Linked DNA regions of Homo sapiens: region 2 is linked to region 1. Evidence: read pairs that join two places in POLR2A ChIA-PET (ENCODE). Cell type or tissue: Panc1. All regions are shown on one strand. Links, peaks and the distances in the headings refer to the core of each region. The heading gives the core; the rest is flanking DNA.

What was found. Peaks named below come from ENCODE experiments on the same cell type or tissue, not always from the same donor. Only the 100,000 strongest peaks of a DNase experiment are listed, where the experiment ranks them.
Region 2: POLR2A ChIA-PET joins it to region 1 with 13 read pairs; 3 of 35 experiments call an interaction of 5 or more read pairs at or near these places.

What each region holds. Positions count from the first base shown.
Region 1 is chr1:9,401,717-9,410,040 of GRCh38, forward strand. No RefSeq gene overlaps it. Among named protein-coding and RNA genes, the nearest start is that of LINC02606, 23 kb to the right of the region's middle. In Panc1, for the core only: no CTCF peak of the experiment used is centred there; a DNase peak (open chromatin) is centred at 315; H3K27ac peaks cover 7,081 bases.
Region 2 is chr1:9,315,037-9,323,360 of GRCh38, forward strand. All of the region lies in intron 1 of SPSB1 (splA/ryanodine receptor domain and SOCS box containing 1), which reads left to right. Among named protein-coding and RNA genes, the nearest start is that of SPSB1, 26 kb to the left of the region's middle. RefSeq lists silencers at 1,772-1,945, 7,874-8,168 and enhancers at 2,550-3,749, 2,563-3,107, 3,108-3,652. In Panc1, for the core only: no CTCF peak of the experiment used is centred there; no DNase peak of the experiment used is centred there; H3K4me3 peaks cover 1,040 bases; H3K27ac peaks cover 6,984 bases.

The DNA of each region.
Region 1 (8,324 bases), core at 258-8,257:
CTGGCTGGCACACAGTAGGCTCACAATCCATGTGCCGAACACAAGAAGGAATGAAGTTTGTCTTCAGCCCCATGCAGTGAGTTCTAGAAAGCAGGTGGCCTGTTGCTTTCATCTTGTGTCTGCAATGCCTGATACAGGACCCAGGACTCCTCGGGCCTGGCAGGACCCGCCCCAGCCGAGGTTCCCGTCCTGGTGCTGGGGGCGAAGGGGAGGGAGGGAGGCCGGCAGGCGGCTGGTCAGACAGTGTGAGTCTGGCCTTTGAATGTTATTCCCGGCAGTTCCTCTGATTCACAGCTGTCCCAGGAACAGTCATGGCTGTGTCAATAAATATTGGTGACTTTTAATGACCTCTCCGTCTCGCAGGGCCATGTGGGCCTTCCTGCCCCTCCAAAGACCCCGTCCAGGCTGTTGTTTTTCTAGCCAGCGTATAGCGCTCTGTGCCAGTGAGAGGGCCTTGGGGACCGAATGGCCCCCGCAGGCTGATAACTCAGAAGGCATTTTCTGTCTCCTTGCTTCGCCTGCTCCTTTTCACCATAACTCCCCAGACCTCCTGGGAATGACCCTGAGTGCAGAAGGATGGGCAACATCAGAGGCCCTGGCTCAGAAAGAGCCAGAAAGGAGCTGCCACCTTGGCCCCCCCTGCCCTTCCCCCTACACCTCTGCCTGGGTGTCTTGTCCTTTCTCCACGCTAGAAAAGGACATCGCATCTCACGCCAACACAACATGCCAGGCAAAGATAAGCTGCTTTTCCTCCTTCCACACTTTCACACTTTCCACAGTTTAGGCTGAGGGAGAGTTTGAATTAAAACCCAACTACAGCACGGCTGGGCATGGTGGCTCACGCCTGCAATCCCAGCACGTTGGGAGGCTGAGACGAGTGGATCACCTGAGGTCAGGAGTTTGAGACCAGCCTGGCCAACATGGTGAAACCGCGTCTCTAAAAATAAAAAAATTAGCCAGGCGTGGTGATGCATGCTTGTAATCCCAGCTACTTGGGAGGCTGAAGTGGGAGGATTGCTTGAACCTAGGAGGCGGAGGTTGCAGTGAACTGAGATGGGGCCGCTGCACTCCAGCCTGGACGACAGAGCAAGACTCCATCTCAAAAAAAAAAAAAAAAAAACACCACAACTGTAGCCCTCTTTACTGGACGACAGATTTTATCATGAAAGCAAAGAACGGTTATGAGCACACAGGATCTGTGTCATCTCCTCAATTCTACTTCAAAGAATATTCCATACATCAAGCACTCTGGGGCGGTGGAGAGGCCACCAAACCCAAGACAGGTTTGATTCTGCTCTCAAGAGCTTGCAGTCCAGAGGGAACGCAGGTGGTGCAGGAAGCCGCTGTACACAGGGGACTGCAGCTCCCCAGTGAGGAGTGTGGGTGCTGCGGGGGGATTCACAAGGACTAAAGGGACGTGCGACCAAATGCAATGTGTGATTCTTTTTGGGGTTTTGTTTTTTGTTTTTTTGGTTTTTATGAGACGGAGTTTCCCTCTGTCGCCCAGGCTAGAGTACAGTGGCACAATCTTGGCTCACTGCAACCTCTGCCTCCCAGGTACACCCAGGTTCAAGTGATTCTCTTGCCTCAGCCTCCCGAGTAGCTGGGACTACAAGTGTGCACCACCACGCCTGGCTAATTTTTGTATTTTTTTTTTAGACGGAGTTTCACTCTTGTTGCCCAGGCTGGAGTGCAATGGCACGATCTCGGCTCGCCACAACCTCCACCTCCCTGGTTCAAGCGATTCTCCTGCCTCAGCCTCCCTAGTAGCTGGAATTACAGGTGCGTGCCTCCACACCTGGCTAATTTTGTATTCTTAGTAGAGGCAGGGTTTCTCCGTGTTGGTCAGGCTGGTCTCAAACTCCCGACCTCAGGTGATCCACCCACCTTGGCCTCCCAAAGTGCTGGGATTATAGGCGTGAGCCACCACACCCAGCCAATTTTTGTATTTTTAGTAGAGACGGGGTTTCACCATGTTGGCCAGAGTGGTCTCGAACTCCTGGCCTCAAGCGATCTGCCCGCCTCGGCCTCCCAAGGTGCTGGCATTACAGGCATGAGCCACAGTGCCTGGCCCCAGTGTGTGATTCTTGAGTGGAACGTGCATTAAAGCAAAAGAAGCAGCTGCTTTCAGGGTCTTTTGGAGAATTTAATCATGGATTGCATGTTACATAATATCCCTGCATCAAAGCTAAACTCCTGAGTATGGAAATGGACTTTTGGCCATGCAGGAGACTGTCCTTGATTTTGGAAGGTACCTGCTGAAATATTGAGAAGGGACGTGTCATTGTGTCCGCAACTGACTTTTGAATATTTCAGTGGTCTTCCAGAAGGCAGACTCCTGTGGGCTGAGCAGGAAGTAGCCTAGCAAAGCAGGGAGAACAGTGTGCATAAGGACCGAGGGTGGCCCGGCAAGGGCCCATGCCCAGGAATTGCTGCTGGAGACGAGGCTGGGGGACAGGGCCAGGTCGTGGCAGGGAGTAATCAGGCGACAAGGAAGGCACACTTGGACCCGGAGGGTGGTCATGGGCGTGGAGAGAGTTGGGAGGTATTTAGGAGGTCGAATCTGCAGGAGCAGCCAGGATATGGGGAAAGAGGGTATGGGAGGGGAGAGAACTCATGCTGTCTGGCAGGAGAACCGGGAGAAGGAAGGTGCCACTCACAGAGGTGGAAGACCCAGGGAGCAGCAGGGTTGGAGCGGGAGAAGGTCAAGGGCTCGGTTTTCAGACATGCCAGGGCTGTGGGGCATCTCCAATGGGGTACCAGGAATTTGAAGGTGTGTTTGTCCAAATAACCATGGAGCCAGTACTCTGTCCTCAGGCATGGGTGTTGGGGACGTCTTGTGGCCATACCAGCCAGGCGTGGTGGAAGCCGCAGAGGTGGGGCCAGGTGAGAACACCCAGTTGTGCCTTGCTCATCCTGCATTTGTTTTGCTGGCTCCTCTCTGTCTGCCTTGGAGGAACGGATCAAGACTGTTCACCTCACAGGCCCTTGACATGAGTCAGGATTCAGAGCTGCCCCCTGCAGCCACCCACCTCCTGTCACAGGCTGGAAAGGAGCTGATTGCCCAGAACTCAACTGAAAGGAGGCCACACATTTCAGCCTGGGTTTCTATGTCCCCTTGTGTCTTGTTTATTTATCCTTGGGGCAATCTGGGTGGTTTGGTCCGTGGGAGTGGGATGGGCCACCCTCCCAAATGCTGGGTGTCTGGTCCCGTACCAGCTCCCTGCAGGCGAAGCCCGTTCTGCCATCGTGTAGCCTTTCAGCACATAATTGCTGAGCTCCTGCTGTGTTCTAGGCATCGTTCTAGATGCTGGGAAGATAGCAGAAATAAAAGTCCAGTCTATAGGAATAATAACTTCTTATTGTCATAAATAATTATTGTATAAAGATACATAATAGCATACGTGACGATCATGCCTACCATTTATTGAGCACTCAGGATACACCAGACACTGTGCTGAGTGCCCCATGTCCCCTGTAATCTTCACAACCACCTCTGTTTAGTATTAATATTACCGTTTGATAGATGGGACAACAAGGGCTCAGAGAAGGAAGGTAAGTGGCCACCCAAGATCACAGCTTATAAATGTCAGGGTCAGGGTTTGAACTCAGACCTGGGGCCTGTACTTCCAAACTCTCAGCCTGCAACTTGCCAGAGTCCAGCTTGCCCTTTGGTGGGTGGGGGTGATAGAGTTGGAGGCCCCATCCTGTTCAGGTCCAGCTCTGAACCTTATAGGCCTGGCCTGACACCTCCATTGCTCTGTGTCCTCCCGATCCTGGACTCCTCCTTGCATCTGGTTCTGACCCCAGATTCCTGCTTTCATGCTGAGCTCAGCCCAGCCCATCTCACTCAGCAGCTAACCCACCCAGAGGGATGGCTGGAGAGAGGGAACGCTGGCCAAGGGACCAGCTCAGGCAGGCGCTGGCAGTGTAGAGTTGCCAAATGTTGTACGGCACATACACTAAAAAGTTGTTTGTGGGCTGGCTGCCGTGGCTCTCGCCTGTAATCCCAGCACTTTGGGAGGCCAAGGTGGGTGGATCACTCGAGGTCAGGAGTTTGAGACCAGCCTGGCCAACATGGGGAAACCCCATCTCTACCAAAAATACAAAAAATTAGCAGGGCGTGGTGGTGCATACTTGTAGTCCCAGCTACTTGGGAGGCTGAGGCAGGATAATTACTTGAACCCTGAAGGCAGGGGTGCCAGTGAGCTGAGATTGTGCCACTGCACTCCAGCCTGGGTGACAGAAGGAGACTCCATCTCAAAAAAAAAAAAAAAGTTATTTATGGATTATCTGAAATTCAAATTTAACTGAGTGACCTGTATACTTGCTAAATCTAGCTACCTAAGGGGTAGGGGTGCAGAACACTGTGAGGGGATTTCAGCTATGAGGGGGCATAAGAAGGGGGTTTGGATGAAATTCCCCAGGAAGGGTGTCCTCAGATATTCAAGAATCTTTCATTCCTCCCTTGTAGACGTTCAGGTGCAAGCTTCCTGTCTCCTGATCATTTTCACTCCACCAACATGTGCTTATGTGCTTAACTAGAGAGCCGCGCTTAGAGTCACTATTTACATATCTTCCTGATCAGGCCCGTCTGTTCCTGCACCTGCTATCACCCCACAACCACCACCACCAACTCCAGCAGCCCTCTCAAGTTTCCAGGGCCTGTTTCTTTCGCCAAGAATATTCTTGCTCTCCACTCTGCCTTTCTCCTTGGAGCCCTCCCGCACCCCCAGCCCGTCTGTTGCACCCTGAACTTCCTGTCATCACACTGATTACACTCTATTACAATTGTGTCTGGACTTTGGGAAGGTCCTAGCCTGGGAGCCCCCTCCTGAGACACACACACACACACACACACACAATCCCCACTGCAGAGGATTTACAGACACCCCTCTTCCAAGCCCATTCATAGACCCCAGGTCGATGTTGGAATTTCCTGGTTACTTCATTATCTCCCATGAAACTACAAGCTCCATGAGAGCCTTGTTCACCACAGAGCCTGGTCTGGAACATGGTAATCATCCATAACAATCCATTCCAGTATCAACAAACTATCAGCAAAGGTAACAATAGTCTATATTAAGTATCAAGAAAGATAAATGGCCAGGCACGGTGGCTCACGCCTGTAATCCCAGCACTTTGGGAGGCCGAGGCATGTGGATCACCTGGGGTCAGGCATTTAAGACCAACCTGGCCAACATGGTGAAACCCCGTCTCTACTAAAAATATAAAAATTTGTGGTACACACCTGTCGTCCCAGTTACTCGGGAGGCTGAGGCAAGGGAATCGCTTGAACCTGGGAGGTGGAGGTTGTAGTGAGCCGAGATGGCACCACTGAACTCCAGCCTGGGTGACAGAGCAAGACTCCATCTCGAAAAAAAAAAAAAAGATAAATGAGCTGTGTGACCCAGCCCAGTGTTGGTGCAGACCAGATGCTTCTTGAATGCTGTTTGAACGATGCTTCTTGAATGCTGTTTGAACGAATGAACAAATGACTCAGTGCAAATGACCCAGAGCTCAAATTTTGTCTGCTGGGCTGGGCTCACTCAGAGTGTGCTCCTCAAGGCCTCCCCTGACCCCCAACCACAAGAAGTCACCTAGGCCCTGATCCTGCCCTTCCAACCTGTTCAGTCCAGGTTAACCTGGGGTTCCTGGACCAGCTCCCAAGATGGGTGGGCACTGGATCTGCCCAAACCAGGTGGCTCCCCCCTGGAGTTCCCAGATACCTCACCTGTGCCCAGAACACGCCCATCCAAGGTGTCTTCATGGGAAGGGACAGTGGGACCTCCAGGCCATGATTACAAGAACTAGTTCTGGCCAGGGGTGGTGGCTCATGCCTGTAATCTCAGCACCATGGGAGGCTGAGGTGAGAGGATGGCTTGAGCCCAGGAGTTCAAGATCAGCCTGGGAAACATAGTGAGACCTTGTCTCAAAATAAATAAACACATAAATAAATAAAGTAAAATAACTCAGCCAGGCACATTGGCTCATGCCTGTAATCCCAGCACTTTGACAGGCCAAGGCAAGAGGATCACTTGAGCTCAGGAGTTTGAGACAAGCCTGGGCAACATGGTGAAACTCTGTCTCTATCAAAACTACAAAAATTAGCTAGGCATTGTGGCACATGTCTGTGGTCCCAGCTGCTTGAGAAGCTGAGGCAGGAGGATTGCTTGAGCCCAGGAGGCAGAGGTTGCAGTGAGTCCAGATCGTGCCATGGCACTCCAGCCTGGGTGATAGAGTGAGACTCCATCTCAAATAAATAAATAAATAAATAAAGTAAAAGAACTAGTTCTGGCTGGGCGCAGTGGCTCATGTCTGTAATCCCAGCACTTTGGGAGGCCAAGGCAGGCAGATCACGAGGTCGGGAGTTCGAGACCAGCCTGGCCAATATGGTGAAACCCCATCTCTACTAAAAATACAAAAATTAGCCGGGCATGGTGGCATGCGCCTGTAATCCCAGCTGCTCAGGAGGCTGAGGCAGAGGAATTGCTTGAACCCGGGAGGAGGAGGTTGTAGTGAGCCGAGATCATGCCACTGAACTCCAGCCTGGGTGACAGAGCGAGATTTAGTCTCAGAAAAAAAAAAAAAAGAACTAGTTTCCACCTCAACTCAGACACACATGTCGCCTTTCCAAAGGGTTCCAGCCACAGGGCCATCGCTGAGCTGACATCGTGGAGCCCTGTCTCTGTGGTAAGAATTTTCACATCCATGGCCACATTCTGTGCTGTGCGGGGTAAATGCTGAACAACCAGCTATCTGGAGGGCAGGTTGGGGTGGGGGAGAGTACACATACATATGTGAACATAGAGTATAAATCCTACCACAAATAAGTGCTTGATTACTACCTGACCCAACAAAAGAAATAGCTCATAGTTTTTTTTGGTTTTTGTTTTGTTTTGTTTTGTTTTTTTTGAGATGGAGTCTTGCTGTGTCACCCAGACTGGAGTGCAATGGCGTAATCTCAGCTCACTGCAACCTCCACCTCCCGGGTTCAAGCAATTCTCCTGCCTCAGCCTCCTGAGTAGCTGGGATTACAGGCGCCCAACACCACACCCGGCTAATTTTTGTATTTTTAGTAGAGATGGGGTTTCACCATGTTGGTCAGGCTGGTCTCAAACTCCTGACCTCGTGATCCACCCACCTCGGCCTCCCAAAGTGCTGGGATTACAGGCGTGAGCCACTGAGCCTGGCCCAGAAATAGCTCATGGTATTGATGAGTGAGTGTGATTCTAATATGAGGGTTGATTGGCATTTTCATGTATGTCAATGAGTAAGAAACAGTGAAACAAAAAAGACATTCGGCAGGCCCTTTAAATCTGTGGATTTCACATTTATGGATTCAACTAACCATGGATCTAAAATATTCATTCAAAAAAAATGGACGGTTGCATCTGTACCAAACATGTACAGACTTCTTATTTTTGTCATTATTTCCTAAACAATACAGTATAACAACTATTTACACCGCATTTACATTGTATTAGGTATTATAAGTAGTGTAGAAATGATTTCAGATATACGAGAGGATATGTGTAGGTTATATGCAACTACTACACCAATTTATATAAGGGATTTGAGCATTCGTGGATTTTGGTATCCAAGGGAGGGTCCTGAAACTAATGGGTCCAGATGGGACAACAAGGGCTCAGGGAAGGAAGGTAAGTGGTTGCCCAAGATTGAAGCTTATAAATGTCAGGATCTGAGGTCGGGAGTTCAAAACCAGCCTGACCAACATGGAGAAACCCCGTCTCTACTAAAAATACAAAATCAGCCGGGCGTGGTGGTGCGTACCTGTAATCCCAGCTACTTGGGAGGCTGAGGCAAGATAATTTCTTGAACCCGGGAGGTGGAAGTTGCGGTGAGCCTAGATTGCGCCGCTGCACTTCAGCCTGGTGACAGAGTGAGACTCCGTCTCAAAATAAAAAAATAAATAAATAAATGTCACAGCCAGGGTTTGAACTCACACCTGGAGCCTATGCTTCCAAACTCTCGGCCTGCAACTTGCCAGGGCCCAGCTTGCCCTTTGGTGGGTGGGAGTGATAGAGTTGGAGGCCCCATCCTGTTCAGGTCCAGCTCCAAACCTCACAGGCCTGGCCTGACACCTCCACTGTTCTGTGTCCTCCAGGTCCTGGGCTCCTTCTTCCACCTGGGTGGCTGGGTCTGGGATACCAAGGGACAACTATATATTGGAACTTTACTTTTTTTTGCTAAATTGGATAACAGCTTTGAATACTGGGAGAATAGTTCCTTATCTTTTGTACTATTCACAATGTTATTGCTAGAAGTACAATTCACTTTCAAGTTTAATTTGCAATATTAAC
Region 2 (8,324 bases), core at 14-8,013, 87 kb before region 1:
GTTTGTTTATTTTTAAAGACACAGCATTGCACTGGTTTAAAATACAACATCTTGTGGGATGAATCTCCCCTCTCTGTAGAGGTGAGGAGGGCAAGGCTGAGAAGCTCAGCGGGGCTGGGACAAGAGCTGCACCTGCCGGCACCCAGCCTGGCCCTCTGCCTGCCTCCCCATGCCGCATCACGGACAAAGCAGTAGGGCTGGGAACCAGCTCAGCAGATTCCACTGCGACAAAAGACCCCGTACTGGCTCCAAGGGACACAGCCCCGTGCCAGTGTTGCCCACCCACGTTAGCTCTCCCACAGGAAGGCATCGCAGCAGCAGTCAGGACTTTGTGGCTGCCTTTTGGGTACCAGGCACAAAGCTTCTTGTGTCGTTGTCTCACGCAAGTCTTTACAATACAACACACACACCTTGTGGTTTCTGCTCTCCCCGTTTTACAGATGAGGAAACCAAGACCTGGAGAGGCTCGAGTCACATGACGGGGTGGGAGCTGAATGTGAATGTGACTCCTGAGCTGCAGCTTCTAACCATCGAGTGATGCACACTCTGAGGCCCACAGTGACATGTGCATGGCACCCTTGGCCTGATGCCAGTGACCTTGCCCTCCACCTGTGGGATGCAGCCTGGTTTCGACCCTCTACTAGGGCATCACGTGCAGCAAAGAACACTGAGTGGGGAGTTGGTGGGGGGCCTCAGGAGCACAGGCAGCCCCACCTACGGAGGGACCGCACTGCTCACAAGGTTGCTGACTAATTCTCTTTGCAAACGGTTCAGTTTCACATGCTTGAGTTTCCAGTAACTATGTGGGTGGATTTGTTTCATTTAAGGGGAAAACAAAACAAAACAAAACAAAACATGGAGTTTTCTTTCCCAAGAAGAGGGCTCGCCAGTTACGGGTTTCACGCGTGCGGCTCCGGGCATCCTGGTGCAGTTCTGCAGCCAGCGGGGCCTCTTGGCAGACGGGTTCAGAGGTGGAAATTGCTTAGTCATTTGCAAACTGGGACCAGGTGCCCAAGGTCAGGGAGGTGGTGGGTCCGCAGCGGCACAGTGGTCTCCGGGTCCTGCTGAGGGCACCACGGTGGTCCTGTGTTCTTCCTGACTCAGCCTTGCCCTGGGCTGGCAGGGGGTGGGGACCTGGGTGAAGAGGAAGGTGCCAGGTCAGACAGCCGGCCTCCCTGACCCTGGGGCTCCGGCACCCCCAGGAGACCTGGCCTGGGAAGGAGACCCTCCCTGTGGGTGAGTCACCTGCTTTGGGTGAGTTGGAGATGGGGGCGTCCCTTGGCATGCTAGACTGTGCTAGGGCAGAGGTGAGAGACAGCCCCTGGGGCACAAGGGAGGGGCATGTGTGCACGTGTATTTATGTGTGTGCATATGTGCTTGTGTGTGTGTCCCCACACGGGCTCAACCAGGTGATACTGGTACTCAGCAAGCAGAGCAGACTTTGATGGGCACGTAGGGCAGGGTCCTAGGGGGCTGCTGCTGGGCCAGGCATCACGCCTTGAGGTGCTGGATGGCGAGGAGGGGGGGGCTGATCGAAGCGGGTTCAGGGGCTGCCATTTACGAAAGGCTGGGAGCGTTTTGCTACCTTAGAGCCCACCCGTTCCCGCCATCTTGGGGCACAGGCGCAGGTGGTCAGCCGTGACTCCCGGATTCCTGTGGCGCGGCACGGGCCTTCGTCAGGACCACGGCTGCTTCTCCAGGGGAGACCGCCCCGGAAGCGGCATTGGGTCTGGGTCTGGGGGCCGCAGCAGCTTCGAGCCCAGCTTGGGAGGTGGCTGGCTTTCCACCTCGGTTCTCCCTGCTCCTATGACCTGGCCGGACCTTGTGACCTCTCTGAGCCTCAGTTTCCATCTGTGAAATGCGGGTATAAGAGTGCCCCCGGGTAGAGGGAGCTGCCTGGTGCTCTCCTTCTGATCGCAGAGATCCCAGGCCCCGTAGCAGGGCCAGGCCTCACCTTGGATGCACCTTCCTGCTTCCAAGTGGAAACACACGGTGGAATTTAGAATCCTTAACCTGGCCTGTGAGGGTTTGCTTCCGGTGCTCTCGCGAAGGAAAGAGAGAACTCACAAATAATATATTATACTAGGCAGAGGGTGAGAAAGGTGCTTAGAGGCCAGCAAGGTTCTGGCCTTGGGGATCAGGGTTTACTCTCAGCAGGTGAATCTGGGAAGGCTTCCTGGAGGAGGTGATGCTGAAACTGGGCCTTGGGATGTGTAAGCACTGGAGAGGGAGGAGGAAGGGAAGAAGGGAATAAATGTCACTGGCGGAAGGTGGCATGTGTGTGCAAAACCACTGGGAGCTTTGATGATACCCGGTATATAGTAAGTGCTTGATAAAAGTCATCACCGAAATCAATCTGACTCCAGGATTTGGTTTAGGTATCTGGGAGAAGGGGTGTGGGGGCGTGTGGTAGAGATTTTCAGACCACCAGGTGAGAACAGACAGGTTTTTTGTCGTTTGTTTTTGAGACAGAGTCTTGCTTTGTCACCCAGGCTGGGGACAAAGCTCACTGCGGCTTCTGCCTCCCAGGCTCGGGGATCCTCACACCTCAGCCTCTTGAGTAGCTGGGACCTCAGGTATGCACTACCACGCCCAGATATATATATATTTTTGTATTTTGTATTTTTTGTAGAGTTGGGGTTTCACCCTATTGCCAGGCTGGTCTCAAACTCCTGAGCTGAAGCAGTCCACCCTCCTTGGCCTCCCAGAGTGTTGGGATTACAGGCGTGAGTCACCGTGCCTGGCCAGAAAAGACAGTTTCAGAGCCTTATGTAGGTGATTTCCGGTGGCGAGGGAACCAATTTTTTTTTTTTTTTTTTTGAGACCCTGCAGATTGGCGGGTCGCTTTGGTGGGAGTTTCTTGCTTCCTTGGCACACCATTCGCTCCGCGAGTTTGTTAAGGGCCCCTGTGTGCCAGGCTCGGCCCGAGCATCTGTGGAACCAGAGGAAGCTGGGTGGACAGTCGCAGGTTTGGTGACGTGCCAGGTGGGGAGAGGAAGCAGCTGCACTCATTCCCCTTTCCGGGCAGGTTGGGGAAACGCAGCGATTGTTCTGGGAAGCTGCAGCTTAGGGAGAGATGACGTTCCCTGTGGCCCAGTGAGGGTGGGGCCCTGGGGTCTGGGCTGACAGCAGGCAGTGGGGGAAGGTGGGTGTGGGCACCCGGAGGCCCATGATGCCCCCAGATCCTCCACCACGAATGCAGCCGGCAGCAGAACAGTGACGGGTCCTCCGCCCGCTTGGGTCTCTGCCCACCCACGCCTCCCTTGCTGGTTGTTCTCTCCGGCCTCTGCCTCCTTGCTTTCTTGGCTGACAGTGTAGGACCCTGCCTGAGGCACAGCATTTCCAGGCTGCCTTGCGGACAGACAGGGAATGGGGACAGCGTCCTCTCCTATCGCCCACGAAGCCCCCCTGCCATGTTCCTCTTTGTCCTCAAGACCACCCTCCTTCCTCCACTCCCAGGTTTCCAGCATCCAAGGAAGACCCTGAGTTTGGAATCTGGCTTCCAACCTGGATCCTGGACAAGTTACTCAGCCTCTTTGAGCCTTGGTTTCCACATCTGTAAGAATGGGTGTGAGACTTACCTTGCGGAATCGTGCAGGATTGACCAAAGCCAGACCGTGTGGCTGGTGCCTCGGAGGCAGCTGTTTCCACCATTCAGAGGGTTGTTCTTCTGTCCATTCAGCAATTCGGGCAGCTCACTCAGATCAGGGCCTCTGTCAGGCTCTGGATGTACAGCAGGACAGGGTCCCTGTCTCCAAGGACTCACTGCATATAGTGGGGGACAGTCACATGAGCTGGTGATTGTAACACAGGGTGACAAAAGAGGAGTCCAGCCTGCGGTGTCCTGCAGTGAGTCCTAAAGACGTGGTAGGGCCGGGCGCAGTGGCTCACACCTGTAATCCCAGTACTTTGGGAGGCTGAGGCGGGCACATCACCTGAGGTCATGCCTGGGCAACATGGCGAAACCTGTCTCTACTAAAAATACAAAAAAATTAGCCGGGCATGGTGGCGCACCCCTGTAATCCCAGCTGCTCCAGAGGCTGAGGTGGGAGAATTGCTTGAACCTGGGAGGAGGCAGAGGTTGCAGTGAGCCAAGATCACACCACTGCACTCTAGCCTGGGCAACAGAGTGAGACTCCATCTCAAAAAAAACAAAACAACAGTAACAACAACAAAAGAGGAGGTAGGACCTGGGAAGTGGGGGGACCAGGGGGGTGGCACAGGGAGGGCACCAAGGCAGGCAGCACTGTGGGCTGCGGGTCAGCATGTGGACATGTGTGCGCTGCCCTGGCCGTGGCATGTTGCTCACCAAGGCGGGGAACACACCCAGCCCCCACAGGTCAGGTGCTTTGCTTCTCCTCCCTCCTCCCTCCTCCTTCCTCCCTCCTCTTCCTCCTTCTCCTCCCTCTAGGATCTCAAAGTACAGGGGTGGGATGAGAGGCTCCGAGGCCCTGCTGTCCCCATGCCTTCCTTGTGGGACTCCTGGGCCACTGTGCTCCCCGCTGAAGTCGAGTGGAGGAGGTGGGGAGCGCTTGGGTCAGGCCCTCTGGCCTGCGCATGCTGTGTCTCACGGTGGCTGATGTTCCGTACCGGGCTGGTATTCCGTTCCGGCTGGTGCAGAGGATGCTGCGGGAGGCCAAGCCTGCTCGTCTGGCCCGGCCAGATCTGCAGTGCAGAGCAGCCCCCAAAGGTCCGCTGTAGTGAAGGGAGGGTACTACAGGGAAGTCGGCCTGGGGTGGCGGGGTGACTGGTTCCATGAGCCTTTGAGTGAGCCCTCACATCCACACCCGCTGTTTCTGTGGCCACTGGAGCTGCTGGCCCAGCCAGTCGCCACCTGGCTGCAGGTGGGAAGCAGCCTCCCCGCCTATCTAGCCCCAGACCTCCTGGGAGGACCATAGCCGGCCCCTGAGCTGGCCACCTGCAGGCCTGGTCCCTGGGGTCAGAGGCAGGACCCTCGACTTCTCAGGGGTGGAGGGGAGTCTGTGCTTCGAGCCCCCTGGGCCAGGTGACTCTTGCTGTGTGTGCAGCTAGACTCACCTGCTCAGGGCAGGCCGCCAGGGACCCCAGGTGTCCAGGCGTCTGCTTCTCACCGGCCCCACCCCCCACTATAGTTTCTCTTTGCCTTCCTCCTAAATTTGCATGGCAGAAACTTCCTTCTACAGATATTTGCGGAGCACCCACTGTGTGCCAAGCATTGTTCTAGGCAGGGGGTTGCAGCTCGACCAAGACAGACTGCAGGGCGGTCATCAGCCATTATTGCCTCTTGGGCCGGGACTGTCCTCTGTGTCTGTGTCGCCTCCTCCATCCCAGCCAGATGGCTGAAAGCTCCCGGGGACTTTGCCTCCTTTCACCTTTCCTCCCCCTGCCCTGCCCCACGTGTGTGCAGATATGGGGTGGCCCCATCTCCGCCATTTGATTGGGAGGCCTCTCGAGGGCTGGGAGAAGCCGTTTCCCTTGGCGTTCCATAGCACGCTGCTACTGAGATGTTTTGTGTATAGTGGCCTCGCTCCGTGCATCTAAGTTGTTCCTTGATACACAGAGGAAGCACGCAGCCCTCTCTTCCATTTTGCAAGTATTTGGAGCAATGGAGCAGGAGAAACTGACTTGCCCCAAATCTCTGATCATTTTCTAGACATTGCCCTACCCTGGTGACTTAGGGTCGTGACTGCACCCCGGGCTCGCCTCTCTCGGCTCTGGCTGGCCACGACCTTCCTTTTGAAGGTGCCTGGAGGGTGACTCCGTGTTTCTTGTTTCCTCGTGGGGGATTTTAAATTTATGTCACTGGTGGTTTGGAAGCTACAACGTCCTGCGCCGGGTTTAGCAGGATGGAGTTAGAGTGAGCTCTGGCCACGAAAGGCTGGCCTGATGGGGAGGGGCCAAACCCCTCCCCCTGCCAGGCTCCAGTGGAAGGTCCCCCTCCCCTGCTTAAAATCTCCTTCCCGAGTCCCTGGCTGCCACTCTCCAGGCCAAGGCAGTGGGAGTTGCTGTGCGGGGGATTCTGGCTGGAAAAGGCAGCCGTGTAATTACAGGTACTGGAAATAGTCCTGTTTCCCTTTCAGCCTTTTCCTTCTACCCCTCCCCCGAAAAGAAAACAACAACCAAAAAATCCCCCCAAAACACAAAGCTGGAAAAAGCTCTTAAACCTTCTTAGTTTAGTCTGCAGAGGCGTCTCAGGCGGTGGGCCTTAAACATTTACATTCTTGGGGCTTAGCTGACTCCTTCGAGCGTCGAGTTTCTGGGTTGATGGCACATCCAGGGTGAAGGAAGAACTCCTTACAGAGAAAGCCCGTGTGTGTGGTGGAGCTCTAGACAGCCCGATGGCAGGGGGTGGGCTCCGAGCTCCAGGGCCCATTCTTGGGAGAGAGCGGATCCTGTGTGATTTTACGGAACTTGTCCTGACCCGTTATTCGTCACCTTGGTGCCCGATAGAGAAGTGTCTCAGCAGTTCTGTTCTCCAGACCTTTACCGAACACTTACTGCGTGCCAAGGATTCAGCTCAGAACGGGGAAGAGGGTGTTTGAGAGACTGATGAGTCAGTGAGGGAGACCGATGCATAGGCAGCTCGCTAATGCTGTGTTTCATCACATCTGAGACCCGTCGACCGTGAGCTTCACCTTTAAATAAAAAAAAAAATGCTGCTGATTGTCACTGTAATGTGCCCTTGACTCCAGGACCAGCCTGATGGCAGAGATCTTAAGATGTGAATCACATGACTCTGAGTCGGTGGAGGAGGAGGACTCTGAGAGGCTGGGAGACTGGCCAGGGGCACCGCAGAGACCACGGGAGAGGCTCTTCAGTGGCAGAAGTATCTTGGGTGGTGTTTTATGGGCAGAGTGGGGTGGGGAATATGACAGCAGCAAGATTAATACCCGTAGGTGCCATTGACGAGTGATCCTGCTCTGGGCTCTCCAGTCACCTCTAACCCTGTGGGGGACAACCACAATGTCTGTTTTATAGATGGGCCCAACCATCCCCAGGTGATGTGTACCTGGGAATCACACTGGGCAGGTGATGTAAATATGTGCACTCCCCGAGCACCCATCCTGCAAGGGGCTTGAATGGCTCTTTATTAACGACCCACATTCCCAGGACTTAGCTCCTGGTGGTCGAGGCTGGCTCCGTCTTTGCCTTGGACTCACCTCTGTGGCTTCTCTTTAATCAGCACTTAAAAATGCATCAGGCTGAGTAGAGTACCAGCATCGTCTCCTCTAATCCCCACATCATCCCAGTGAGACAGGGCTATTAGCCTCGGTTTGCAGGTGGGGAAACTGAGGTTCGGAAAGTCTCTCAGGTTATAGCCGGTAAGGGCAGAGCTGGGATTAGAACGCAGGGTTGTCAGCTCCAAAGTCCGTGCCTCGCTCTCATTTTTGCACGTTTTCAGCAGATTCTCTTTTGTTATTCCTGTCCCAAAAGGCGCCTGCTCACCTGCACGATCTGTCACCTACTGGGCCCTTGGCCAGAGGCATTTAAAGCCCTAATCTGATGGTTAATTGAGGAGGGATGGCAATCATGATGAGGGCTCAGGGTTCGTAGCTGATGAGTTTTCTTTCAAGCCCCTGAGAAGTGGCATCGTTGCGGACAGAGGTGGGAGGTGGTGTGGGGAGAATCTTGGGCCAGATTCTGGGGAGGCCAGGACCACCTGCAGGTTCCACTGTGGCTGGAATATTCTGGAGGCTGAGGAGAGCCAGCACACAAGGTGGCAGGTGTCGGAGAGGGATGTTGACTTGGAGCTTGGGTCTTGTTCTGGCCGGTCTGATGGTCAGCGGGGGCAGGCAGCCCTGACGTGTAGGGAAGCGCTGCGTTAGGTCACCAGGCACCTCCAGCCCGCACCCACCCCACCCGCCCGGACGCTCTTCTCAGCCCCTTTTTTTGTTGTCTGGCTGCGTCAGACGTCTGGGCTTGCAAGGAGGTTCCTGAATGGGCCTTGGAAATAGGTCACTCCCTTCCCGTGCCGCCAGCACTGACCCAGATGTGACCTTCCCCACGGTGACAGTGTCTGGCTGTCACTCTTTGATGCTGGTGGTGGACGGGCCAGGCGGCCGCCCCTCCCCAGCTCCGGCCTTCGAGGACTTTGCGGCCTCTGCAGCCACCTGCCGGACATTCCTTCCTGCTGCCATGTTGGAGGGGGGTATCCATGGGGCCTCTGTCCCGGCACTCAGCCTTTTCGCTCTCACGAAGTGCCCTGGCTGGGCTGGCGGCTTTGAGCGTCTGGATGAAACATTCTAGTTCCCGCCGAGCCGAGGGGGGCTGTGGCTCCACTGGGCCCCTCTCTGGCCCCAGCCCCTTGGCGGGGCGCTCAGCAGTGGATGTGCCCTCCATGGAGT